Regions from separate parts of the Mus musculus genome. Here all the other regions are linked to region 6. A link is a loop called in an ENCODE intact Hi-C map of the cell type or tissue named here. Cell type or tissue: heart. All regions are shown on one strand.

Region 1 (4,000 bases), 440 kb before region 6:
CCTTCTACACGCTCTTACACCTCTGAGCTTCCTCCTCACCTAACATGGAAGCCACAGAACACAGCAGAAATCCTAGCCAGTGGATCTATGATTTGCCTTCATTTTTAGCACATGATCCACTGGGGTGAGCCTGGACCCTCCTAAGGCATCCCAGCCACCTCATAGCCTTGTCCTACAGTGTGGGGAAACACTGATTATGTGCCTTCCTGGCAAGCTCAGCCTCCACATCTAGATGGAAATAAATCCGTTTACAGCTGAGTGTAGTCATGTTGAAGTACTTTGGCTTTCCCCATCAAAGGCCTCTCAGACAGCATCTCCTTCTGTTGCATTCTGTATTTCTGAACTGCACTAAGAATACCCATGGTTCTAGCTTTCTGCAAGACACATTCTGATCACCTCTTGCACATGTGTATTTATTTAAACCTAGCTATGTCTGAAGAGGTAGAAAGAAAGCCAGCCAATGCCCTGTATTTGCTTGCTGATGCTAACCGACAGGGATAAGCCCCTTTACACAGGCAATGCCCTGGGAAGAGCAGTTAATTTCTCACTTTGAATGACACCAGGGAGATACAGATTTTCAACAAGTCTGCCATCCCTACTAGTTTTCCTGGGACTTAGTGTTTTGTTTTGGTTTTTTTGTTTTTTGTTTTTTTCAATTACAAAACATTGTACAGATCTATACCATCCAGAAAGCCCATTGGTCAGGCCACTCTTTGTTGGAAACTCCCCTTGAGATGAACTTCGTCTCACCCAATCACATTTCACTTCGGCGTCTGCTAGCATATGCCACAGGAGCCCACCCACAGCAATAAACCCCAGAGCCTCAGAGACACACAGCATCTCTCTGAGCGCAGAAAGGAACCTGGGGTATGAGGTATTAATAGCACCCTTCTGGGGTCCCTGTAGATTGTAATAAATGCCCCTGCCATTTGTTTACTGTCTCCAGACAGTGAGGAACATTCAGATAAATGAACTTGGCGCCTGTATGATTTATGAACCCCTTCTGTGTTTAGCAATGTTTAATCAGGAAGTTAGCATATTATGGTGTAAAATCCTTTACACGCATGTACAAACTGAGGGCTGCCATTAACACTCTGGCAGGCTCAGGGGTCAAGGAGCACCCCAGACTCTAGAGCACCAATCCAAAGGTAATAGCAGAAGAAGCCACACGTGGCTGCAAACCTCAGAAGCTAAGGCTGGAAGTTGCCTCCCCCCCCCACCCCCCGCCCCCGCCTTGTTTCTTTTATTTACTTTTTCTCCCCTCTTTAAGTTTCTCCTTTGGGATAGGCAGTGTGATAAGCAATAACACAACACACATACTGTGGTCAAATCTGGGACCCACCAGAGAGCGAGGGATTAGAAGAAGGTAAACCGGGGTCAGCAGAGGTGGTGGAGGTTAGTGTGTTTGGACAAGGCCAGGAGCCTGTGGGGGAAGCAGCATGAGCTATCCCACCTGGAAGAGGAGACAGGGCTCCAGCCCCAGTGCCATAAGCCTGGCTCCAGGAAGTCTAGCCAACATCTGGAATGGATATCAGGAGACACAGGAGGCCTTGCTGGCTGGCCTAGCTACCTTTGTACTTTCCTTGCAAATTGAAAAGCAAAACAGACATCAAGGATATATTTATATAACTGTCTTCAAGTTGCATTTTCTACTCCCATCTGCTGCACATGATAAGTTTCAAGTGTTTTCTAATAAAGGGGAGGGGGGCACGGGTGGATTTGGAGGAAGACTTGGTGTGTGTGCAACCGCCTGAATGCCTGCTCCTTATTTGGTGTGGGGACTGATCTTGGCTTAAGCTTCATTTAAAGACGGTAAAACACTCTCGATATAAAAGCACTGCTCTTAAAAGAAGTTCTGATATTTTGCATGTTATGTTTATTCAAAAATTTGTGTTGGATCACATTAAAGAAAGGACAGACTATCTTCTTAGACCTTTCAACTGCTTCCATTGGTAGGGAGAGGAGAAGAAGCACATATTTTTGTTGTTAAGTCTTTGGAGAGAGATTGTGGAGATGTGGAGGCGTGAGATGGCAGAATGAGATATTTAGAGAAAGAAATATAACACAAGATAGAAATACATCAGGCCAAACCAAGATCATTTAGGTTTGTCTACAGTTAGGTAAGTGCGCGAATCCAGATGTGACTGTGCTGACTAGTCATGGACAAAGCTGGAGTCGCTGTCAGCCAAGTTCACTGCAGAATTGAACACTTGAGTTACCGGCCAGGACCGAAATTAGTCTTTTCTTCTTTCATTTTTCAAACTAATAAGAACAGGGAAGAAAGGACTTGGATGGGGTAAACCTGTGATTTTTCCTTCTATGGTGGAGCCATGCATCCACACTCAAAGAGAATCATAGACTAATAATCATAGATGGGAAGATGGCTTAGTTGGTAAAATGCTAGCGGTCATTTGAATATAATTCATCCCCTGCACTGACATAAATACAGACATGGGAGTGTATGCCTATGATCACAATCCTGGGCAGGCAAATGCAAGAGGATCCTTAGGGCCAGGCAGCACAGCGAAACTGCTGAGCTCCATCTGCAGTGAGAGACCCTGCAACCAAGGAAGAACAGATGATGTCACTAACTCAGGACACACACACACACATGTGCACCCCATACACTTGTGTGTGTGTGTGTGTGTGTGAGAGAGAGAGAGAGAGAGAGAGAGAGAGAGAGAGAGAGAGAGAGAGAGAGAGAGAGAGAGAGAGAAGGAGCACTATCCTGGATAATTGAGAATTTGTCAAAACATAGCTCTTAAACAAAGATCTAGACATGTGGAGTTAAAGTGTTCTCTGTGCCTCCTGGTTAGCACTCTGAGGACAGTCTATCTTGAGAAGAAGCAGAGTGTTCAGGCCATTTATTGATCAGTCCCCAAGATGTTTCCTTCTGGTCTTTTTTTTTTTTTTTTTTTTTGGCATCAAAATGAAGATGAGCTATGCTGATCCAGAAACACCATGGTCCCTATTAACATGCTGGACACAGAATGGGCCAGGAACACGCACTAGAGTTCTCAGAACACAGCTGGCCACAGCCCCAGACAGGGGTGGAAGGATCAAGGCCTTGAAACAAGATAGACGGAGGTCATCTCTGGTCTCCACCACTTACTGCCCTGAGAGCTACATAAGCTTTTTAATTTTTGATGACCTCATCTGAAAATTAAGCTCAATAATAAGGAGGCCATGGTGTTAACATGCGTATAATGTTAATTGTGCCCTTCTGGGCAGACTTCATATATGATATATAATTTCCCTATGGTCCCGCCTCTAGTTAAGTGAGTTATATATGCACCCCCTACCTACCCCATGTGGACATCTACACATAACCTCAGCAACTGTCCCCTTCAGAGGACTTTTCATCAAAACTTGATACACACAAGTCACTCCAAGCTAGCAGGGTCTGTGTTACTCTTACTTGGAGCAGTCCTTTCATCTGGAGGAAGTAGTCACTGAGTTTTTCCCACACCTGTTATGTAGCCTATGTTTTAGGAGCCTTTCTCATTTGACTGAAGTAGGCACATTTTCCTTCTATATGGGAACAGGACATCTGGACTCCTGCACCAAATACCCCTCTTTCTCTACAGCCCTCCACATTTGTTGTCATATGTTACAGCCCTCACTTGGGCAGTTAAGACCTGATGGCAGACTGAAGGTAGCACCTGAAGTAAAGACCGAAGTCTATAGGAACAATGTATAGCCTACCAACCGAAGAGGCCAAGCTACATGTTAGCACAGCATGTCTAAATGTGGGAACTGCTATTTTTGGGTCGCATAGAATATTTTACTGAAGTAATGTGTGCTTTAACTAAAACCATGAGCTGCATTCCTCTGAGCTAGAGTATGGAATGCTGTGCCTCAGCTTCTCACTATAATAAGAAAGGAAGTGCTGAGTCTCAGAGACAGGGCTGTCTGTCCAGAGTTCTCTTCTCTGCAATGCAAACCTCAGAGTCTAACAAAGCCAGTGGCTTCAAAGAGATCACTGGAGTCCTGATTTATT
Region 2 (4,000 bases), 540 kb before region 6:
CTCCCCCCCCCCCAACACACACACATCATCTGAAGAGGCCAGCTCAGCCAACGAGCCATGATGACCATGTCCCTTCTCCCTCATATCTGACTTATAGAGCTTAATAGTCTTGCATCCACTGTTTCTGTGAGTTTTGCCTCTAGTTTCTTTTTTTGTTGGAGAGGACGAGGTTTTATACCTTCCCTGACATCATTTTCCTATACCATCCCATTCCACCAATATTTAGATTTCTTTTTACCTCCTTTGGGTTTCCCTCCCTTGACCTGAGTCATACAACATCCTGATTCGTTCAAAACAACCAAGAACTGTCTACTTTAAAGTTAAAATGCCATCTTTACCTGGAGTTAGAGTCACCACACACCTAGCCCTTTACCCATGCTTGCTTTGAGACCTGGAAGAATCCATCTGACCTCTCTCCCTAAAGCTAAGTTTCCTTATGAGCAGTCCTAGTAGCAATGTTCATCATCAACCCAGCCTTCTTCTAGGATGCTCAACTTCCTGATACACACATCCCTTACTTGCTTTTCCCATCATGTTCTCTTGTGGTTTCTTCATGTAGCACATCTGAGATGCCCTTTCTCCTTTCGCTGACCTGGGAAAGGTAAGGGATCTGTTTTCTTTGTAGTTGTGTCTCCACACAATCTCACTAATAGCTCTCTCTCCCATCTTCCTCAAGATCTACCCAAAACATATCCCCAAAGCTAAAAGTACATCTGTCTCTGAAGATTTTGCTTCCATGTGGATCCCAGAGTTTGACAGATTGATGATGTCACATACAGAATAATTATGATACAGTCATAAATGCACTGAGGAGATTTCCATGCCATGTCATAAAATTGAGCCATGGAAACAAAGAAATATGGCAAAGCATGATATTCCTGATTGTTCCTGTGATGCACAATCCACACCTTGAGAATGGTTCATTTTGGGACAAGCCATTCATCTACTGCACACAATCAGGCAACTCTGAGTAATGCCATGTTCCAGGAGCCAAGGATGCAAACAAATGCTCCCTCTGAGGAGGTATGGCATGACTGCCCTGTATTGTTTCACTCAAGTCACTGAGGTATCAATGTAGCTACTGGAAAATGGCTAAGACAGTCAGTATGACCATAAAGTGATAGCTAAACAAATAAGCATTAAAAGGTCTGAGGAGATGACTCAGTGGATAAGCATGAAGAAAATGTGTGGAACTTAATTCAGCTCCCCAGCACCCACATAGGTGGGCTGTGTTTGTGTGGGAGGGAGGTGGGGCTGCCTGTGTGGCATCACCAGCACTTGGGAGGCAGACAGGAGATTCTTATAGCAAGCTGGCTAGCCAGACAAGTCTAATGCATGGACTCTGGGTTCCAGTGAGCAATCCCACCGCAATATATAAGGTGGACAATAATTGAAGATAGCTGACATCAACCTCTTACCTCCTAATGATCCTAACATACATGTGAACCAACACGTGTAAAAATGCACACATGCATGCACACACAAAATCATATGCAAAGTTACATGGGAAAAATTAGAAGACTTTTTTTTAAAAAGAAGTGGTACATAAAAGAGTCAGCATTTGAACCTGGACTGGTCAGGACTGGCTAGTTGTACACATGAATAATGACATCAGAGGCAACAGAAAGGAAATAAAAATTACTCAGTTCTTTCCAGATCTGCTAACCTCCTGAAACAACACTCTCCACAAGGTGTCCCTGTGGTGTGAGGACACTCAAGCGACATGGTAACTGTACTTTCATCTGCTTAGGTCCTATTTAGGTTAATTTAATGTCTAAACCAGATCACTCAGTTCCAGGCTTTGGCTTCTTCCCATATCCCTGAAAATTGCATTTAATAAATTGTAGCCCTTGAGTGTCCCCCTGCTGCCCATTTAGTTGCTGTAGCTGCATGAACACATTCCTCGTTGGATATTTGTTATATTCTCCACACTAGCTGCTTCAGACCTTATCTAGGAATAACAAGCTCACACGTTAACATGCTGTTTACTGGGAGGGGAAGGTCTGCCTTTGTCCCCTGAGTAGCTTTTCACATTGGGGTGTTCTTTTCCCATTAAAATAGTCCATATCTCTCTCTGTGTGAGGGGTATGGTAGAGAGTCAAGGGAATCGGGTTCTCTGGTTCAGTTCTTAACTGGTCCTTGCTGGGCTTGTGACTCGAACCCATTCAATTACTTGCCTCATGTGCTTTTTTAAGTGTGTGTGTGTGTGTGTGTGTGTGTGTGTGTGTGTGTGTGTGTGTGTGTGTAAAAGAACAACTTGTGGGAGTGGGTTGACATTTCATCTTGTTGGGGAAGGGTCTCTGGCCTGTGCCCATAAACTTCCTATCTCCGTAGGACAATTCAGGCTGTGATTCAGGAACAACTTAATGGACAATTCCAAAGAGTAAGTGGAAGAAAAAAAAATCTCATCTTATTGGAGAGTTTCTTTCCATGGAGAATCCTGTGTGTTTACCAATACTGGGAGTTTTTCATTTAGGATTTAGCAGTGGAACTTCCATCAGCCCCTCTCGCATTCCCAGAGTTGGAGCTGGTGATTTAATTATTAATCCTAACCTGGGGCTATCTAACAACCTTATTCCCTATTCCCCACAGACCCATCAGTAAACTGAAATTTGAAGATTTCAATGAGGAGAGAGAGAGAGAGAGAGAGAGAGAGAGAGAGAGAGAGAGAGAGAGAGAGAGAGAGAGACTACAATACCACTGTCCTTAAGACTGTGGCCTTTCAATGTTGATGTGAAATGTGTGGCAACATAGATGTGTGAGGGGTCTGGATAGGGCCAGGACACTTAGCCAGATTCTTCACTGAGAGCCCACTCTGTTATGAATTCAAATCTGAAATAGTCTCCCCAGGCTCAGGTTTTATGCATTTCTACCATAGCTTATAGTATTCATCTCAGAGACTATGTGGCTTTTCAAATGCAGGGCCTAACTAGTGGTCAATAGTGGAAGCCTGTGAAAAGAGTCTCACTCCTATCAGTTTCTCTGATTCCTGGTCAGATATAATGTAAACATCTCTGTCACAGAAAACTGCAGCTGAGAACACTGCTCTACCTGCTCTGTCAGAAGAGACTGAAACTCTGAAACCAAGAACAAAAGCACATCTTTCCCCCTTTGAGTTGTTTCTATCAAGTTTTGATTGCAATGATCTGAGAGTAACACACAGGAAAGAAATTACAGAAAAAAATGAGATTGTTGCTTTGGTTAAAGGCCAACCATGTGATTCCTAGACATGTATTTCACAAGGACTGTGGAAGAGATTTTGAGACAGAGGCTAGAGAAGCCCTGGAAATCTATAAATAGAATTTAGTGGGTGCTTTGGGCTGGAATCCAAAAGATCAAAATATTAATAGGAATATAGACAGTGCCAGCTAGGCTCATATAGTTTCAAATGGAAACAAGAATTCTGGTAGGAATTGGATTAGAGGGGATTCATGTTCCATTCTGGCAAAAGTTTAACGTATGTCTTGAAATTTGAGTATGGCTTAAGAATGAAATATAATGGACTGATTAAGTGAGTAGGGGGATATTCAAGACAGCATAGTGTTCAGACTGCAGCATGATTGTTGCAAGCTCTGTTTAACCAGATATACAAAGAGAAAAGGAAACAAAAAGCTGAGCTCAAGGCTATGTAGAAGAAGGCAGTCTGGGCTGAAAAGAGCAGTGGTTAAAGGCACAGACAAGGGCATCAAAGCTTAAGTGGATCAACACTTCTAAAAAGAAATTGTAAGATTTGCAGCAGAGTAAGCAGGAAGTCTGGGGTATTTCAGGAGCTGAGGGAGAATATCTGTCCAAGATTCATAGGGTAAAACTACAAATGCATTTCAAATACTTTCCTTTAAAAAGAGCCACAGCGTTGCCTTGCAAAACCAAAGAATCCTAGGGAAATATTTTCCCAGGTTTAAGCAGACAGTCATTGCAACTTTAGCCCAAAGGCTTAACAGTTGTTTAAGCTGGTAGCAGAACATTGCTTAATCTTCATGATGCTGGGTAATAAGCATGC
Region 3 (4,000 bases), 65 kb after region 6:
ACCCCCACACATAACTTTCACTTTCATAAATTCTTCAAAACAGCCCAGTTTTCTAATTAACTTGCTTTAAATATTTAATTTGAATAAATTAGTTTTATGATCTATTTTATTTAGGGATTCTGCATAGGATTCACTTGGCAAATGTTTCACAGTACGGATGTCACTGCATTATAGCACAGTGCCTAGGTGCATGGGAGTGAGCAGAGTAACCCTAACTCTGATGGCAACAGAGATGACCAAACATAATTTTAATCTAGGATAATAAGATGCTTTCAGTAAAAAGATGAGAAGCAAAATAGTTCATAAGAGACCAAAGTTGCCGGGCAGTGGTAGCGCATGCCTTTAATCCCAGCACTTGGGAGGCAGAGGCAGGCGGATTTATGAGTTCGAGGCCAGACTGGTCTACATAGCGAGTTCCAGGACAGCCAGGAGTATACAGAGAAACCCTGTCTCGGAGAAAAAAAAAAAAAAGAGGGAGAGAGACCAAAGTTGAGCACAGTGTCGACCACCAAAGATCTCAGCCTGATTTCTGGCATCAGGAATCTGTATTTTAAAATGCTCAGATGAAAGTAAATGAGACAAAAGATCTAGGTTTTTGAGGTAGCACTGACTATGACAATATCATAGGTTCCTGCCAACTGATAAGAGATGTTAGGTACAGCAAATGGGAACTCTGAATTCAAAGCTAGTCTATAGTGTTACAGCTTAAAGCAAAACCTTTGCATGTTATCGTAAAGATTTAATCTTTAATTACATCAGCAATGTTGTGATGGTTTGTATAAGCTTTGGGCAGGAAGTGGCACTATTAGAAGGTATGGCCTTGTTGGAGTAGGTGTGTCACTGTGGGTGTGGGCTTAAGACTCTCACCCTAGGTGCCTGGAAGCCAGTATTCCACTAGCAGCCTTCAGATGAAGACGTAGAACTCTCAGCTCCTCCTGCACCATGCGTACCTGGGTGCTGTCATGTTCCCACTTTGATGATAATGGACTGAACCTCTGAACCTGTAGGCCAGCCCCAATTAAATGTTGTCCTTATAAGAGTTGCCTTGGTCATGGTGTTGGTTCACAGCAGTAAAACCCTAACTAAGACAAATGTTTACCATTTTATTTATTTACTTACTTACTTATTGTTTTTTGGGGGGGAGAGGTGTTCTCCCTATGCAACCCTGGCTGCCTTGGAGCTCAGTAGACCAGGCTGTCCTCCATCTCAGAGATAAATCTGCCTCTGCCTCCCCAGTGCAGGGATTAAAAGTGTTGTCCACCAAATTTGGTTCATTTAATATTTTTAAAGCCAAAATATGTAAGCAGACAAAAAAATTCTTTCTTCTTGTTATCTATGAGGTTTTTTTTTTTTTTTCTTCAAAAAAACGAATAGGAGCGAGCTGGAAGATCAGTAGTAGATCACTTACAACACCCCTCTACCCAGATACTCTGTGTGGATGCAAACACACATACATGCAAAAAATCTGCAAGACAAAGGAACTACAAAGCTGAAAATACTACGTCCTATGATTGTGTGCACTTACATGACTACGGTTTCGATTTTCCCTGATGATAAAGGTCCCTATGACGGGAAGACTGCTTACTCATGAATACATATGCACACGGTGAATGCTGGCACATACCTGTAATCTCAGCACTGGCAAGGCAAACGCGTGCAGCTCCTTGGAGCTCACTGGCCGGCCGGCCGAGCCTTCTGGTAAGTTACATGCTACTGAGAAACCTTATCTTCTAGTTAACCAAAAAAGGACAGCTCTCAAAACCACCAAGGAAGACAATGTCTGAGAAATGACATCCAAGGTTAACTCCTAGTCTCCACGTGGCACTCCCACACACAAATGAATGAATGAATGAATGAATGAAACATGAAATGAATAGAAATTCAACCTTCCATTACACTGTCACTCCCCCAGCCCCCATGTTCCTGCTATAGAAATGGGAAAGCAAAAAGTACTTCACTGGGCTCATGGCCAGTCATGCTAGTAAAATTTCCAGTGAGACAGCCCCATCTTGTGGACTTGCTGAATACTGCAGCATTAGTACCTCGCCTCAGATTCAAAATAAGCCCACACTGTTACAGTACACTGGTTTTGTTTTTTCTTGTACAAAAATGTTAAGTTTGTTTGATCTGTAAAGGGATATCCTAAGACTTCTAGGAAATATGGGTCCTTCAATAGTTGAAATTGTTTAAAAATACATGACGTCATTTTCCCATGTTGTAAAATAGTCAACCTGATAAAAATACATTTTCTGTGTATTAAATGTACGTCTACACATTAAAGCATACTTCGAGAAACTGACTTTCCTGTCTGTACTCAATAGTCTTGATAATATACTTCGTTTTCATGTTGATGGTATTTACACAAGACTCTGGAGCATTTACCATTATTTCCTAGTTTTTATCAGCATAAAATGTTGACAATGATACCATGAATGTAAATACTGATAAACTACTTTTTAAATCAATTTTATCCTATCAAAAGCAAAACAGTATCTGGAGGAACCGCTCAGCAGTATAGTGCACACAATGCGCCTTAGACGTCTGGTCCTTAGTCAGTTCCGCCTCTCTGTCTGTGTGTGTCTCTCTCTCCAGATCAGCAAAAGAAAAGCTAGAGGAAAACCTACTTAGAAAAAAACCAGACACTCACTGAACATAAAGGTGTAAAAGCTTAAGCAAAATGCCAAGGAACACCAACAACCTTCAGACATTTTCCACCTCAGACACAATTAGAACTGAATATGTATGTAGAGTTTTCTGTAGTTTGCAAAAGCCTGCATTTTTTTTTTAAAAGCCTGCATTTTTAATAGCTATAATAAATTTATGTTTTAGAAAGTTTGTACCTGGAAAATTTCCTACTGATAACATATTCTAAATATTCATATGCATATCACTGAAAACTGTGTCTTCCTATCACAGACCCACAGCTATCTTCTGCGACTACAGAAGACTGTGTGGGAGAAACTCCAGTGCAGCTCAGAGATCGTAACTCCTGCTCTCCGCTTCCCTTGGTTATGCAGAGCACGGCATGGGATGCTCGGCACAACACCCAGTCCACTGGCTGCCACCTTCAAGAGCAGCTCAGGCACCGTGGTAGGTAGTGCAGTCCTTAGCGTGCACCCAGCACAGGTCTAACTGTAGCAACTGTAAATACCTAACAATCAAACTGACTAGCAGAACAAAATGGAGCCATCTAACTACACATGGCCTTCATTTACTTTATTGATTAACTTTTGGTGTTCTGCCACATGGTTTTGATATGTAGTTCAGGTTGGCCTTAAACTCAGAGCAATCCTCCTGCCTCTACCTCCTGAGTGCTGAGATTACAAGCATGTGCCATCATACCTTGATACATTGACTCTAGTAGGACACAGAATATCATCTGTAAGAACAGACTGTATTGGGAAAGACCTGCAAAAAAGGACTACAACCCACTGCTTCACCAAAGGTTTATAAACATAAGAACCTAGAAACATAAACTTGGTTACGGGCTAAAGAAATGCTGCTGTGATTTTAGTGCGAGCTGCCGAAAGGAAGGAGCCAGCAAACTCTAGGTGAAGTAGGTAGTCCCCAGTTAGTGTAGGGCTTCAGCCCTATACTAAGCTTTACAGTAGGGTAGAGGGATTCACATCAGAACAATGAAAGAAACATTTCCCCTGCATCCAGAGCCAATGAAGCGTCTGGAGGACCCCACTCAAGATAAAGCAGGGCTTCACACCTGCCACCTTGAGGGAGCCACACAAACGCACCATCAGACTTCCTCACTTCAAAAATCTCACTCTGTCCCTTCAATGGGTGTGGAAACAGAAGGAAGTTATAATCTATGGCGTTTACCATCTTAAGGAGGAAACAAAAACTAAAAAATGACCAGAAAAATGAGGCAGGAGACGGGAAGACGGGCCAGGAAAAGAGCAGGTGGAAAGGTCTAAGATCAAGGTGAGAAAGCAGGCCATGCTGGTGATGCCTCAGCTCCCACACAAAGCGGACTCCCACAGATCATTTG
Region 4 (4,000 bases), 1.3 Mb before region 6:
GGAAAAGATACCACACACTGTTTTCCCAGTGCTGCCCATGTTCAGAGCTAATGCGCTGTCCTGCTTGCAGCCGTAGGGCCCCAAGCCAGGAGCCACGTTGCCTGACTGAGAATGCTGTTTTTTCCACTGTGGTTCCTAACTTGGCCTTGCTGCCTCCTTTTGTTCAAACATCTCCTAGAGGCCTCTTTCTATAGTGGCAAAGAGGGAGAGAGAGAGAGAGAGAGCTGCTGGAGCCTGTCCTGAGCCACCGAGAGGCATGGCTATAGGTGGGTCCTCAGCCCTCCTGTATGACCATGAGGACACTGTAGCTGAAGAGAAGCAATCAGGTGCCCAGACCACATGGTGGATCTGTCCTGAGTATCAGTGACCCTTTCCCTTTTTGCTTCTTGGAATAAGTCAGGGGTGTGAATGCTCTCCTGAGAGCCCATGATCTTTAGCTGACTGGGAGAATGTCTATTTGACTTAGCAGTAGCCCTACCCACGTGGGATGTTCCCATATTGAGACTGTGTGGAGTGGACTCGTCTTTGGAAGGTGGATTGCTGTACTTCTCCTGGGTCTTTGTGGAAGGTGCCTTTCATTCTTTCTAGCCTGGATAAGTTATTTGAGACTAGCCTTCTTTTCTTGGGAGGGTTTCCCAATCGCCGATACACATGGATACTTCTTCTTAATTAGCTGGAGAAATTAATTGAAGCCCTGTTCACACGTCTGCGGGGCATTTGTTCCCAGCCGGGATCCCACCCAGCTGTCTGACCTTGGCAAGCATCTGCTTGCCTGGATGCCTGCAGTTCCCCGGGGATGGCTGTAAAGCATTGGCCCAGATGTTCTCCTAGGTCCAGGAGCACTTCTAGAAGATTTCTAGAAGAATCAATAGTACAGAATGACCTACGGATACGGCCATTTGTGTGAACTTTCCCGAGGAAAAGGTGTGCTTTCACTCTGAAGGGTGGCTGTTCTCCAAGGCTGCATGGGGAGAAGTGAGCTTTGGGGAGGCCGCTGCAGCTTCACAGCTAACACTTGACATACTTGTGAAAGCTCAAAGGACCTCTTATCAATTGAGCAGAACTGTGGAAGGCTTGCTCTAGAGCAGTGGCTCTCAACCTGCATGACCCCTTTAGGGGGTAGAATGACTGTTTCATATCAGACCTCCTGTATACCAGATATTTACATTGTAACTCATAACAGCAAAATTACAGTTACAAAGTAGCAACAAAAAACGACTTTGTAGTTGGAGGGTTTCAGCATAAGGGAGGTTGAGAGCCACCACTCTCAGATTATAAGCTAGATTCAGTGTTACAGGGAAGAGTGAGTTTCCTGCCAGGCTGAAGTCATGTGTCAGTTCGTGTTTGATTGTGTACGAGACTCCTGATGCGGGTAGTAGAGCAGACAGGAGTATATCCATTAAACTTTGCTCATAGGTAGGTATTGAGTATCATATGGATTATAAATGCAGTTCTCATAGCCAGCGGAAAGGTGTATGGTCTACTTCCACCTGATGTGGGCAAGCATAATCCACAGTCTCACAGGGTACATGTGGAAGCTGAACTTTGACCTTAGAAGTCTGCAGAAAATTAAGAGTGTGTGACCTTGATCTCCAGTGGAAAGAACTAGGATCAAAGACAAGAGCAGGTTGATTTTTGAGGTGGGGTCTACTGTGTTGGAAATGTACAGTGTAGTGGGCCCTGTGCTTGCAGAAGCCAGCGGGTTGTTAATCTGGGAGATTAGAAGGCCAGTGTCCAATCAGGACTTGAAATGGCATGAGACACCTTGGGCTGTATAGAAACGTAGAACAAACTCAGGCTCTGAGCTCACCTGGTTGACATCCGCACGCTGGAGAGCTGTCCAAAGCAAGCTTCTTGCTTGTCACACAGTGTTTTCACTTCTGGTACCTTCTGGAAGGTTCCCCAGGGTATTTTCATTGCCATTCACTCTTGCCCAGTTTCACCTATGGTGGAGGTCAGAGTTCAGCACAGGTTTATGAGAGCAATGAAGTGGTGTGGTTGTCACAGGCAAGAGGTGTTATTCCTGAGTGGCCTGAGAAGGCTTCCGTGACTGCAGCAGCTCCTGTGGGTGTTGAGAACTTCCCAGCAAGCTTGTGTGGAAGGGTGTGGTAACGTGGGCTTTGGGGGGGGGTCTTATTCTTGGGCCCACCCAGCTTGCCAACTGAGGTGGGTGTATTACTTATTTTCTGTTCCTGTGTTAAAACATCATGGCGGAGGCAACTTAAAGAAGAGAGTTAATTTTAGTTTATGGTTCCAGAGGGATACGAGTCCGTGATGCACAGCAGCAAGTGGCAGACTTGATGGTCAGGGCAGGGCAGGAAGCTCCCATCCTCAGCAGCAAGCAGGAAACAGAGAAAGTGAAATGAAGAAGTTATGAAGCTTTAAATAACCAAAGCCATGTCTAGTGACATATTTCCTCCAGCAGGGCCACCCCAAACAGCTCCACCAACTGGGGACCAATTGTTCAACTTCCTGGGCCTATGAAGGGCATTCTTATTCAAACCTCCAACATGGGGCAACTGGGAAAGCTCTCAGAGTCTGGCATGGATGGAGCTGGCTAGTCAGCTGGGCTGTTGATATCTAACCAAAGACTGTAAGCATTTCATGCACTGCTATACTTCTGGGAGATTGTGTTAAGCTATCAAAGAACCAGTTTACATGTAATCTGTGGGTCAAGGCGTGCTTGGTTTTGGATGGTAGCACAACGGGAGGTGTTTTGGAGGAAGGAGCTGTGTGATACATCAAACTAGGATGTCCCCTGACCTCCTGGACAGATGGCTCATCTCATAATGTGACTCTGTTACTTGGCCAGTTTCCTGAGTAGCTCAGAAATTCTGTTCTTACATGTATGTACGTATGTATTCATGCATGCATTGTCACATGTGCATGGGCGAGTGCACACACACACACACACACACACACACACACACACACACACACACACATCCATCATGGGCTCCCTGCACTTCATGTAAAGGTGACTTCCTTTCTAGCATCAACCATTGAATTTCTGTATCATTTCCCTGAGCCCCATCACACCCTCCTCAGTGAATCTGCCCTCATTCCCTGAAGGAAGAAGCCAGCCTGCTGTCGGGGTCAGCCACTATATGAGAGTACTCACATGACCGTGGGTAGAGGAGGGGTTTCCTGTCACAGAAATAAATGTTCAGAGCTTGGGATCTCTAGCCCCCCTTCATACATTTCCACTCTTTTGGGGGGGTTGAGACAGGGTTTCTCTGTTTAGTGTGGCTGTCCTGGAATTCATTCTGTAGACCTCTTAACAGGAACACAGGAAGCCAGCACCCACACTGAATTTTCATGTGATACTTTGTATCTGCCTCTGCTGTCCCTCAACATTCTGTCTACTCACTCCTGCTCAGACAGCACCAGCAACTCCATGGCCTGATGGGGGGCCTCTGGGAGGCTTGGTTGAGCAGCCTGTCCTCCAAGGAGATCTCTCAGTAGCTGCCGACTGGGACCCTTCTGCTGCCATCTTTTGTCAAGACCAGACTCAGATGATCTGCCCACAGATAACTTCTGGAGCACCACTAATGTGTCTTTACTTCTCCCGACATAGGCATTTTGCAGAGAAAAAAAAAAAAAAAAACGGAGGTGCACAGAGAAGAACGAGGCAAGACTACAGAGTCAAGGCTCAGGCCTAGGGCCTGGCTCTCTAGGCCCAGGCTTCCCTGGGCTTAGGTCTCCCTAGCCTTACATTGCCTTAGGCCCAGCCCCTACCTTCCCTTCTCCTCTGAGGTAGATTTTTTCCCATTAGGCACTTCTGTAGCAACTTTCCCTCAGAACCCACAGTTGCATTTATCTAATCTATTTTACTGATCTGTGTATCTTGTTTTCTCTGCTAAGCATCAGCTCTACAAAGGCAGGAACTTACTCATTTGGGAACTCTGCCCCACCCACCCCACAGGTGCCTTGCACTCTTCCCGTTCTTCCTGAATGAACTGCCATGAACGGATTGACAGCATTCGGAGTGTCTAGCCCT
Region 5 (4,000 bases), 770 kb before region 6:
CTTTTCCTTTGGAGTTTTAGAGAGAGAAGGAATAAATAGGAGGAGGCACACCAGAGAAGGTCAAAAAATAATGGCTTGGCTATAGTTTACTTCCTTCTGTAAGCTGGTACTTGGATGACTTTCCTGTTTGGCCCAAGCCTCTCCGTGTGCATCTGTGGTGAGAGGTGGGAGAGGACTGTTATTCATTGGAACCAGGAAAGACAAATTCACCTTCTCATGTTTCAGAGTAAAATGGAAAAGATCAAGATCTATATAAAATATATGATATAAAATATATCAGCTACTTATATACTCCGTATAAACAGGTCAGAAGATAGCAATGTCAAATCTCCAACAGTGGAAATAAAATATATAACTGACCAAAAAAGTAAGAATAGAAAAACCTGTCTCTAAATGACCAAAATAGAAGGTGTTCAATCCCATGAGAAATATAGTCAGCAAGATGGCATCTTCTCTTCCTAGAATGTGCGGACACTGTGGCGCATTTCCTCTCATCGTCTCTGCAGGTAGATAAGTGAGGCATCTGCACACAGGACTTCGAGTTGCCAGTGTGCAAATCAGCTTCACATGCACTGAGGCTATTGGCCAAGAAATATTCCAAGTACTGATAGTCCCTGAAGGGGGAATTCAAACTCTACCCTGTGATTGCCATTTGTGTGAGACAAGACTCAAATTTAGACCAATGGAGAAAGAGTTAACTGAGTGTTGGCCCATCTGTTGATCTACTTAGCTGTGTATTAGAAATATTGCTGACAATAACCACAGAATGGAGACACATCAAATCGTTTGGTGAAGTTAACACTGACTCATGGGCCAAAGATAGTTCAAAGACTGTATTTGTCTACGTCTTTGAATTTTTTATACTAAGCAAGTCTTGCTTTTATGAACTGAAAAACAATCAGACTTAGGAATGACATGAACTGCTTCAGAGGAGAGCATGCAAGGTTTGGTCTAGAAAGACCCAGAACAGTGTTGTTCTGAGTCTCTGTCACCTGTTGGGCGATGTTGGTCTTCTGCAGTATGCATTCTTATATCTCTTAAACAGCGCAGGTATTTACAGGGGTGCAGTGAAGACTGGAATTTAACGTTTCTCATGCATAACTCAAGCTCATTTTCATCACCCACAATCCATCTAAATGGTACCCAGCAATGTGATAGAAGACCCGAGTAAATTCTTGTTCAGCTTCATTAACTCCATGAGAAAGCCTCTATGTGTATCCCCCACCTGGTGTGGGTCAAGTCAATAGAAGGCTGCCCAGCCTTTTGAACAAAGATATGCTCCCGTGTGCACTCTTGGGATTCTCCCATGCATCTGTTAGAAAGGATGGGGAGTATAAGTCTGCCAAAAACCTCACCATCTACAGTACCAACCTGAGTTACTCAGAAAAAAATTTAAAGTGGATAGTGTTTGTAAGCTCACCCCCACCTGGAGTCCCCCGGGGGCACTGAGTTGGAGAAGTGGGGCTGAGCTGTAAGAGCAAGACTGAGAATCATGGCAGCCCCTCTGACTGCATACCACACAGCGACTCCCCAGGATGCAAAGGCAGCAACCAAACAGCACAAATTGGAAAGAGGAAAAAAAGTGTGAAATCTGCTCTGGGCCATCAGAGGAGGCTGATGTAATCCGGGTTGACTCCAGGGACAGTAATGGTGCCAGCTATGGAGGCCACATGGCTTCTAATGAGGCCAGGCCCAGTTGCAGCTCAGAAGAGTGGGTGAGCAAGCCAAATCTCACCCAAGGACAGAAGCAGCCCTGACAGCTGGTGAGTGAATTAACTTCAGGCAAACCAAGTGGACCCAGGTGGTGGGACATTTCGAATCTTTCCCTTCTGGTGGAAACAGAACAAAACATTGCATGGAACACAGCCACCATGGCCTTTTTTAAAATTTTTCCTTTGATTTCTTCTGACAGATTTCTTGGAGGAGGGGGCAAATAAGAGGGAATAGCTCTAAGACCCACCCGGACAGACATCAGTGACATGGCAGTGCTAAAGGTTGCTTAGAAAGGGCTATTTGAGAGATGGAGCATCCCTACTGAGTGAGATCAAGGCAGTGTCCAACATGGTTGAAGGACACCTTGTCAGATGACTTAACTCTTGAGGAGAAGGACCGCCATGGATGGTAATCAGTGCTCCTAAATTGCTGACCCCAGGCATTTGCACAGACGACTTTTTTCCCCTCCATTTTCATAACTAAATGGCTGTCTTCCCTCCCTGAGCTTCTCACCCTAGAAGTGCCCTGCAGGGGCTGCCATTCTTAAGTTGGGTAGACACCTACTTCCTACAGAATTCAGCCAATAGGCTGAGCCTGGTAGTTTGAAAGCCATCCTGCCACCTGGTGGTTGTATCCCTAAATTGCAAGGGCAGGTCTCTAAAGACGTGAATTTATAAAATAAAAAACATTAAACCATTTTGACAAATGTCAGAGAGACATGAGCATTTCAAAAGGATGGGCAAAATAAAAAATAAGCATATGTTGTGAAAGAAAATAGCCTCACTGATGAGAAAGAGACCAAATCAAACGTGAGTGGGCAGACAGGAAACACAGAAAGCGAACACAGCACTGGGTGTGGGCAAGAGACACCCAGCCCCCCTGATTCTGGTTATTCCAGGAAGATCTGTCACATTGCCGAGGCTGAGGTTAGCATGGTTCCTACACAGCCTGAGGAGGCAAAAGGTTATGACAGCATTTTGGGCCTCTGCATGATAGATAGTACAGAGACCTCTTTATTAGAATGTCAGTACGCCTAGTTTCCTTTTATTTCTTTATCTCACATTTATTTGTTTATCTTTTTTTTCTGTCACCAGTTGTGCCCTGTGTTTAGATCACAGACTGCACATGCAAGTCAAAGTCACCAGGGAGAGGCAAAAGAAAACTAAGTGAGAAAATGCCCAGAGAATCCAGAGCAGCAACAGAGCAAGCCTAAGCTTCGATGAGAACAGGGATAGCCCAGCTCACTTCCAGGGCAGGTCTCACAGGAAGCAGCATCTTACCAACAGTGTCTTGATGGCGGCAAGGGGAGGGGAGGAATAACAGGATGGAACAGGAACATGGTGAGAAAGTGGGATGAGACATCGATTGTTAAAGCAGAGAGAATATAAAATAAAGGGAGTTAGAGCAGGGCAAACAGCAAAATAGAGTGGTGTACGCTTTTAGTGCCTGCATTTGTCAGGCAGAGGCAGGAGAAACTCTGAGTTTGACGAAAGCTTGGTGTCCATCACAAGTTTCAGAATGGGAAGAGTAAGCACTTAAAACTCCAGACTCCGGAAGGGGAGGCAAGTAGGCTGACCACTGGAGGTCACTGGTCGGCCATCCTAGTCTACTTGGCAGGCTGTGAGAGACCCTGTCCCAAAACAGTCAGGGGTCAGGAATTAGAGGACACTTGATAAAGGACACAACTCACTCACATGAAAACACATGCACACGTACACACATGAGAAGGGGTCCATCCTTGAAAATGCCAGAAAGAAAATATTTCACGTAGAGAGGGGGCTGAGGCCTGCAAAGGCTCACAGTAACCAAAGGACACAGGGACTTTGAAGTTCACCCTGACAAATCTGGAATCTCACTGGAGAATTTTAAACAAGAGAGCATCAGCTACCTGGAACACACAGATAACGACTGTAAAGATCACTCCTGGGGCCCTGAGAATTTCAGAGGCTCTGACTGTAAAACCCAGAGAGGCCTTCTGAAAAGCCACTGTGGCTCTTCAGGAGGAAGGCATCTCCAGAGCTCTTCAATGCCAGGCATCTACCATTGGTTTGGGGCATTTAGCTAACATATGCAGGTCATGTGAGGGGTTCCCATGGTACACACAAATGCTGGTGAAAACCTGAAGTTGACTTTCTGACTTCCTGGTGACCATTTTAGCACCATCACAATGAAAAGACACAATGCAATCCATTTGGGGATAATCACTATAGAGTGTTTTAATCCCCTAGGCATGAGGTCTGTGGTTGCCCATCACAGATTTCAACTCCTATTTTTTTCTCTTATCTCT
Region 6 (4,000 bases):
CTTTCTACAGTTGGAAGGTTTTCTTTATATACTATTCCCACCATGGGGAGCGAAAACGTTAAAAAAAAAAGAAAAAAATCACAAGGAATTGCCCAATGTAAGCAGACTTTGCCTTTTCACAAAGGTGGAGCGTGAATACCAGAAGGACCCAGTATTCGGTTACTTAAATGAAGTCTTCGGTCAGAAATGGCCTTTTTGACACGAGCCTACTGAATGCTGTGTATATATTTATATATAAATATATATATATTGAGTGAACCTTGTGGACTCTTTAATTAGAGTTTTCTTGTATAGTGGCAGAAATAACCTATTTCTGCATTAAAATGTAATGACGTACTTATGCTAAACTTTTTATAAAAGTTTAGTTGTAAACTTAACCCTTTTATACAAAATAAATCAAGTGTGTTTATTGAATGTTGATTGCTTGCTTTATTTCAGACAACCAGTGCTTTGATTTTTTTTATGCTATGTTATAACTGAACCCAAATAAATACCAGTTCAAATTTATGTAGACTGTATTAAGATTATAATAAAATGTGTCTGACATCAATGCCGGGATTCTGAATGGTTTTTGAGGTGTCTTGTGTTTGCTTGGGGCACCTCCTTCTGTTCTCTCACCCCCTCTATCACATGTGTGTCCCGTGGCGGCCCAGTAGACTGAAACATTGTTGCCATTAGGAGGGATGGGGACTGGAAACGCAACACACCTAGCAGTGTGGCTCTGTGCCTGTGCATTGGGACTAGATTTTAAACGGGACTGTAGAAGACTCCCCTTGAGTTCCTAGGTGTGCCCTCTAGAAAGACACCTTTGGAGCAGAGAGAAAAGGGGCTTTGGCTGTCACTGGTCACCCCTGGGGGTTACGCTTTTAAACCTGGCCACGAACTCCAGAAGTCCTTCGTCTCCTCCACCTGTGGCTCACCCAGGCCTGCCTGGGCCAGCTGCTCTCCCAGTTCTGTGGCTATTAAGTGCTCTTCACCCTTGACTGCACTCTGGACCTCAAGGAACGGAGGGAAGGTGCGAGAAAAGCCCCTCCCACTCACCAAAAAAAAAGGTATCACCAACATTTCCATCCAACTCAGAGCCTTGAGGACACCGGGCCGCTAATTTGAATATGCATTCAATAGGTGCTTAGATTTAGTTCCCAAGTTGCAAGTGACTTGGTTGGGAAGGGGTGGTTCTGGAAAGTAGTCCAGGGAAGACAGGCACAGCCTAGAGAAAGGATGGGACAAGAGGTACGAGTATGTGAGTCGCACCTGGTGCCACTTTCTAGGCCAAGCAGGTGTTTGGGTGGCGCCTGCTAGTCTGCCTTGGCTGCGGTGTTTCCTCTCCCCTGACACCGAATCCATCCTGGTGAATGGAGGAGGGGCAGCTTCGGTTCCGGTGGTCCCCGCCTCCTTCCTGCAGGGCGGGGTTGTCCCTAATGAATATACCCGGGATGCACGCTTTGCCCATTACACCTGGGTTGGAGACTGCGCGAGCGAGAGCCCTTGGCAGCCGCCCAATACACTAGTCACCTGTTGCCTACTATAGCCCCTGCATGCACACCGGGCCAACCCAGGTGCGCTCTGCCATCCCACCCACCCTCACCCTTCTGCCCCGCCACACACACACGCACACACACACACACGCACACAAAGCGGGAGAGAAGTATGAGAGAACAAGTTGCTGCCCCAACCCTGCCTGTCCTCAGCTTCACGTCTGCCGGATCTCATTCTCCCCTCGGATGGCTTTGGGGATTTGACCCTGAAGTACAATTGTGCCATCGGAACTGCAGGCCCCTTCGGAGCACCTGTAGGGTCGCTGGACAACCAGCGACACGTGAATGACTTCTAATCAGCCTCAGCCTGGGGGAAAGTGGCTCCTTTGGAGGGGACTTCTAACTGCAGCTGGTCGCGCCGTGGAGGCCGAGCGCCACCTTCTGGCAAATATGAGGATCGCCGCTGGCCTACGGTTCTGCTGTACACAGGCATGGATGCAGGGAGCCGGTGGCCAGCAGCGTTATCCTGACCAAGCCTTCTGAAAATGATTGATGTCATCCCTAAAGACTGCCGCTAGCACGAATATATAAATCCGCTCCACCTCTTTACTGCGTACAACCTATTTGCCAATTAGCATCTTACTAGTTATGCTATCTCCCGCCTACCAGTTTGTGACTGGAAAAATGACTGCACAGTTGTTAGGTCAGAAAGTTTGGCAGCATGCTTCCGCACTTCTGTCCCTAACTTTTTTTTTTCCTTAATTGCTTCATGCCTTTTAACCAGAGCCCCAAGTGTTACTTTATCTCAGTGGTTTTCAACCTGTGGGTCGTGACCTCTTTGGGGTTGAATGACCCTTTCATGAAGTCATATCTTAAATATCCTGCAGATCGGATATTTGCATTATGATTCACAACAGTAGCAAAATTACACTCATGAAGCAGCAACAAGAACAATTTTATGATTGGGGGTTACTACAACGTGAGGAACTGCATAAAAGGGTTGCAACACTGGTAAGGTTACGGACCGCTGCTTTATCGGAATGAAAAATGAACAAAGCCTCCTTACGCGAGACCTTAATGCCAGGTTTGGTTTTTTTTTTCTTCCTCTAAATAAGATGTAGGTCTAGAGGGTTTGTGCACATTTTATCAGTTTCAAAAATTCTTTCAGCTTCTAAATTTGAGTAATTTGAGATTTTTTTAGAAAAAGATTTATTTATTGTACATATGAGTGCACTGTAGCTGTCTTCAGACACACCAGAAACGGGCATCAGATCCCATTACAGATAGTTGTGAGCCACCATGTGGTTGCTGGGAATTGAACTCAAGACCTCTGGTTGAGCAGTCAGTGCTCTTAGCTGCTGAGCCATCTCTCCAGCCTGAATTTTGAGATTTTTAAAATCATAACATTGAGGCAAATTTAAACATTCTCATGCTTCATTTGCTGATATTTTTCACCATGTAAGTTTTAAGTTTCCTTACATTGGTTTATTTATAGTGCTAGTTATCAGACCCAAGGCCTTGATAATACACGGCCGGCACGCACCACCAAGCTACACCCCCAGCCCTTGACCTTACTCTTCTCAGAACGCTTTCTCTGTTCCATTAACAAGCTGTGGTTTCTAAGATAACTCCGTCTCCAGCACGATGCTGGGTTTGTTTCTTTAGTCTGTGGTGATGTCTACTACAGATTCTGCTAATGCAGTACCTTCTTTGTAATTTTGAGAAATAAAGAACTTTTTTTTTTCTCTGCACTGCCCTGCACTTAGAATAATAGTCACACTGGTGTCAAACGATACTGTAGGTTAGTTTGTTCCCAGTGCCCAGTGCTGTCTTAAGATCCTTAAGAGACAGGCAGATGTGTGTCCCTCCATAGTACAGAAGCTGGTCCATACACACTGGTGCAGTCAGTGGACAAACCACTTTAGTCTCTCCGTGCTCCCTGTTGGGAAAGGGCTTCCAGGTTAGAATCTAACAGCAATGACTGTATTATTCTTGCTAGTGAAAAGCTGATATAGAAATTCTTAAATTCAATGATCCTCTGCCCCAGAACTCCTCAGCCTGATTCCCCATGTGTCCTTTAAAGTTCTGATCACAGCCGGGCGTGGTGGCGCAGCACTCCGGAGGCAGAGGCAGGTGGATTTCTGAGTTGGACACCAGCCTGGTCTACAAAGTGAGTTCCAGGACAGCCAGGGCTATACAGAGAAACCCTGTCTCGAAAAAAAACAAAAATAAAAATAAAAAAAGCAATAAATAAATAAGTAAAGTTCTGATCACTTGCTGTTAGAAAGGGGGCTCCAGGCTTGGGTGTCCTCTGGCATTAGACCTACCTGGCACTGCTATTCAAGCAGAACAATGGTGATGGCCTATAGAGGACCTTGGTCTGAAGTCTGAATTAAGCAGAACAATCCAACTGGTATCTAGGTGAGCCTGGAGGTTGTCCTATATAAAACGGGAAGAGGCCAAAAGACCCTGGCCTGAGATCCCAATCAGCCCTGCCTTCTGCCACCCAGGCTGCCCACAGG
Region 7 (4,000 bases), 1.2 Mb before region 6:
CACTATTCGGAAGGATTAGGACATACATGTAGCCTTGTTGAAGTAGGCATGGCCTGATTGGAGGAAGTGTGTCACTCTGCTCAGGGTGGTGGGCTTTCAGAAGCTCAATCCAGGCCCAGTGGCTCCCTCTCTCTCCCTGCTGCCTGCAGATTCAGATGGAGAACCACCAGCTCCTTCTCCAGCACCATGCTTCCAGTTGTGATAATAATGGGATAACCTCTGAATTTGTAAGCCAGCCTTATTTAAATGCTTTATTTTTATAGAAGTTGCCATGGTCATGGTATCTCTTCAGAGCAATAAAAACTTTAACTGAGATGTACTCAGCATTCTTGGGCTGGTTGTTGGAATGAGAAAGTGACCCCCATTGGCTCCTGTGGCTGAACACTTCGTCTTTAATTGGCAGTGCGGTTTGGGAAGTTTCTGGAACCTTGGAGAGGTGTGGTCTTGCTGGAAGAAGCATGCCATTTGGATACAACCCTGACTACCCATAGTCTCACGTCACTTCTAGTTTGTTCTCACTACTTCCTGTGTGTGTATGATTGACATGGGATCTCTCAGTTTCCTCTTCCTGCTGCCATGACTCCCCATAATTATAAACTCCCTGTAAACTGTCTTGGGTCATGCTTTTTCTCTCTCTCATAGCAACAAAACATAGCTAATACTTTAATTCTACTCTGAATTCTTAGTATATATACACACAGTGATGGCTGTTAGCACCCATAGACTCCAGATCATTTCTGCCCTAAAACGTGCATCGTTAGAGATTAGTGGCACGTACTGAATGGACCAGGTTCTAAATAAAAGCTGGGCTTCATTTCTTATGATGTTTCTGTGATAAAATACTCTGACAAGAGAAACTCAAGTGGGCAGAGGTTTATTTCGACTTGATGTTCAAAAGTATATTCCAGCATGTCAGAGAAGTCAATGTAGTGTGTGCTTAAGGCAACTGGATATATCTAGCCTGGAAGCAAGGAGCAATGAATGCCTGCATTCAGCTCACCCTTCTCCTTTTATACAGTCTTAAGACCTTAAGTGTGACTCCTGCCACCCTTACTAACCCAGTCACCCCCAAGTATGTCAAAAGGCTAAGTAATTCCTCACAGGTATGTATGCCTGGATGCTTGTCCCAAAGAAGAGTCCAGATCTTGTCAAGCTGGCAACAAAAGAGAAAGCTGAAATGCAGAAATGATCATTTTGAAGGTGTTTCCATAACCACCTGGACAGGGGGGCATCTTACTGGTCCTCCTATTTTAAAAACCTTAAGGGGAAGGCTCCCTAGATCATAATTTTCAAATCCTGCCTTCATTAAAAATTAAGGTGAAGTAAAAGAATGATAGAATTCTTCCCCCAAGCAGAAAGCAAACTGAACATAGTCATCGAAGCTGAATGCCTATGGATGTTATGGTTCATAGTGTTTTAAGGAAATCAGGGGACTATGGCAATGGAAGTCCAATGGTGGCCTGAAACCTCCATGAATACAGAAGGAAAGAGGGTAGAAGCTCACTCTCCCCGTATGACAGATAGACAAGCAGGGCTCAGAAGTCCCTACCTGGGAATTGGTGACTGTGGGGGTGCCTTCTCTAAGGAGCAGCACTCTCTTAAACAGCTTGCTGTTGGCTTCCAAGGGTGGACACACAGCTGGGGTTCACCAGCCCCTACTTCTCCTGGCTCTCACTAGGAAGGATTGCCTCTGTTTAACTTTTTTTGGAAGATCAAATCTAAGGCTGGCTCCTTTGGGTCACAGGACTCCTTAGAGCACTTTTCTTTTCAATCCTGAAAACACTTCCCATGAGTCCCCTCTTCTGCCTACCCCTGACCTCCCTCCGTTTGGCTTTGCTTGTTCAGCACAGCAGTATTTATTCCCTGCTGAATGAATCCATTTCCCCTTACCAACACAGGAAACCTGAACTCCTCCTGGACCCCATAGAGAATTTCCTTGGAGAAATCACCAGCTTTGTTCTCAACAGCAGGTGGCACTGTTGCTGTAGGAAACCCTGTGGTTTCCAGGGCCTGGGCCAGCCATGAGATATTTTTACCCAAAAAGAGAAAAGGCCCAATATGAAACAAAAACTTGGCAGAAAAAATTCTGAGAAGAATGCAAGGCTCCTGAAAGACTGTAAATTACCAGCAAGTCCTTACACACTGAACCCCAGCTTCGCCAGACCCCAACCCCCATTCCACTTCAGGCCTTTTGGAAAAGGTAACCATCCCGGCAACCCATAGCTGCTAATGACCCCTCCCCTACGGCAGCACGATTCTGTCCCTTCCCACCAGGCCGGGAGGTTCCCACTCAGGATGATGTGACCAACATGAGAGCAAATGCCCTCTTGTCTCCCTGGCTACTGACCTCAGGGGAGCACAAGGGGACTTTGCTATTGGTGAGCTCTTGCCCAGAACCCCTGCCTCAGTTCTCCTGAGGCTCACATTAGCGAGAAGCTCCCGTTAGGGCTACATCTCCCAGAGATCCAGCTGAGTCCAGGTGTGGGCAATGTGGCCAAGAGGAAAAGCTATTTTTTGCCTTGTGCCCCGTAGCTTGCAAAGCTCAGTCACCTATAGATTGGCTCTTGGCATCCATAGCAACAGTATCTAAGGCTCCTCCCAGGTCTCTATTTACAGCACTGAAACATGAGTGTGTGTGTGTGTGTGTGTGTGTGTGTGTGTGTGTATACAGGTTCAGGTGTGTACCCATGCAAGCAGATGCCAGAGGTAAGGTTCAGGCTTATGTCCCAAGAGCTGCTGTTCCCTCCCCCTTTATTGATAGGAACTCTCCCTGGCCTAGAGCTCTCTAAGCAGGCTAAGCTGGCTGTCTAGTGAATTCTTGGAGGTCTGCTTGTCTCCTATGTACTGCTGGACTTTGAAGCATGACCCACGTGTCTGGCCATACCCCTGTGACAGTTATATATGTCACCTCTCCTACCTTACTCTGAAATGGTCCTTGGGTTTGGCAGGTGTGTGTGTGTGTGTGTGTGTGTGTGTGTGTGTGTGTGTGTGTGTGTGTGTGTGTGTGTTCAATGGAAAGTTGGCACATCATGAAATATATAAACAAAGAGTCAGAGTTTGAGGTGAATAGAAAGGTTGCATACGCCAGTAAAGAGCACACTCAGATGAACACATGACCATAGAACTTAAGTAATTATATATACACCATAAAGAGAGAAAGAAACACACATAAGTTAGGAGAGGTTATCCTGGTTAGCTTTAATTGTCAACTTGAGACAGTCTACAATAAAAGCTTCAATAAAAGAATGACCTTAATCAGATTGGTGTGTGGACATGTCTGTGGGGTTGTCTTACTGTGAGTGGACATAGGAGGTTCCAGTCAGCTGTGGGCAGTACCATTCCAAGTAGGAGGTCCTAAAACTGATAGGAAAGCTGAGTATAGGCTAGCTTCTGTGCGAGCTAACCAGCAGCATTCTCTCTAGTTCAGCTGTACCTCCTTGGCTGTGCAGTGAGTTCCTTGGTTAGAGGTACTGCAGGCAGATCTGTCCCAAGCTCCCTCCTGGTCGTGGCTCACTAATGGACTACGGTCTGGAGTTGTGAGATGAAACAAACCCTGGCTTCCTCACGTTGCTTTTGGTCAGAGTGTTTCTCACAGCAATAGGAAACCAGAACAGAGACTGAGGGAAGCAATGTGATCATTTCACTGTCAGGTGTGTGTGTGTGTGTGTGTGTGTGTGTGTGTGTGTGTGTGTGTGTGTCTAGTCCCTGATAAGGCTAATTATGTGTTGGGGTCAGGATCACAAATACTAGTGGATAGAATAGACTGATAGCTAATCTTGTCAACTCCAGATTTAGACCTACCATGGAGACAAACCTTTGGGCATGTCTAGGAGGGAGTTTCTAACTCGAGTTTCTACAGCCTGAATCCACAGGCTGGAGTGCTAGAGCAAATTCAAAAGGACAAAGTGGGCAGAACATCAGTATTTCTGTCTCCCTACTTCCTGACTGGCTCCAATGTGACTAGCTACCTCAAGTTTCTGCTGTCATGTCCTCCCTTGTG

Evidence for each region. Peaks named below come from ENCODE experiments on the same cell type or tissue, not always from the same donor. Only the 100,000 strongest peaks of a DNase experiment are listed, where the experiment ranks them.
Region 1: a loop joins it to region 6, with 2.3 times the contacts of the local background. A loop is called at or near these places in 2 of 42 quality-filtered maps.
Region 2: it touches region 6 in a loop (4-fold over the local background); 3 of 42 quality-filtered maps call a loop at or near these places.
Region 3: it touches region 6 in a loop (4-fold over the local background); 5 of 42 quality-filtered maps call a loop at or near these places.
Region 4: it touches region 6 in a loop (2.6-fold over the local background); 3 of 42 quality-filtered maps call a loop at or near these places.
Region 5: a loop joins it to region 6, with 7 times the contacts of the local background. A loop is called at or near these places in 20 of 42 quality-filtered maps.
Region 7: it touches region 6 in a loop (14-fold over the local background); 17 of 42 quality-filtered maps call a loop at or near these places.

Annotation. Positions count from the first base shown.
Region 1 is chr12:25,531,610-25,535,609 of GRCm38, reverse strand. No RefSeq gene overlaps it. Among named protein-coding and RNA genes, the nearest start is that of Gm36886, 59 kb to the right of the region's middle. In heart, no CTCF peak of the experiment used is centred here; a DNase peak (open chromatin) is centred at 1,509; H3K27ac peaks cover 1,660 bases.
Region 2 is chr12:25,625,434-25,629,433 of GRCm38, reverse strand. No RefSeq gene overlaps it. Among named protein-coding and RNA genes, the nearest start is that of Gm36886, 150 kb to the right of the region's middle. In heart, a CTCF peak has its summit at 1,690; no DNase peak of the experiment used is centred here; H3K27ac peaks cover 209 bases.
Region 3 is chr12:25,025,537-25,029,536 of GRCm38, reverse strand. All of the region lies in intron 22 of Kidins220 (kinase D-interacting substrate 220), which reads right to left. Among named protein-coding and RNA genes, the nearest start is that of Gm36236, 52 kb to the right of the region's middle. In heart, a CTCF peak has its summit at 2,014 (motif pointing left); no DNase peak of the experiment used is centred here; H3K27ac peaks cover 408 bases.
Region 4 is chr12:26,409,045-26,413,044 of GRCm38, reverse strand. All of the region lies in intron 1 of Rnf144a (ring finger protein 144A), which reads left to right. Among named protein-coding and RNA genes, the nearest start is that of Mir6538, 4.0 kb to the left of the region's middle. In heart, a CTCF peak has its summit at 2,424; DNase peaks (open chromatin) are centred at 64 and 784; H3K27ac peaks cover 223 bases.
Region 5 is chr12:25,862,905-25,866,904 of GRCm38, reverse strand. No RefSeq gene overlaps it. Among named protein-coding and RNA genes, the nearest start is that of Gm29835, 110 kb to the left of the region's middle. In heart, a CTCF peak has its summit at 2,346 (motif pointing left); a DNase peak (open chromatin) is centred at 1,614.
Region 6 is chr12:25,090,349-25,094,348 of GRCm38, reverse strand. It overlaps Id2 (inhibitor of DNA binding 2), which reads left to right. Exons shown (of 3, transcript NM_010496.3): 3 at 1-550. Among named protein-coding and RNA genes, the nearest start is that of Id2, 3.7 kb to the left of the region's middle. In heart, a CTCF peak has its summit at 1,920 (motif pointing left); DNase peaks (open chromatin) are centred at 1,408 and 1,878; H3K4me3 peaks cover 2,194 bases; H3K27ac peaks cover 2,792 bases.
Region 7 is chr12:26,275,441-26,279,440 of GRCm38, reverse strand. No RefSeq gene overlaps it. Among named protein-coding and RNA genes, the nearest start is that of Gm29968, 25 kb to the right of the region's middle. In heart, a CTCF peak has its summit at 1,966 (motif pointing right); no DNase peak of the experiment used is centred here; H3K27ac peaks cover 254 bases.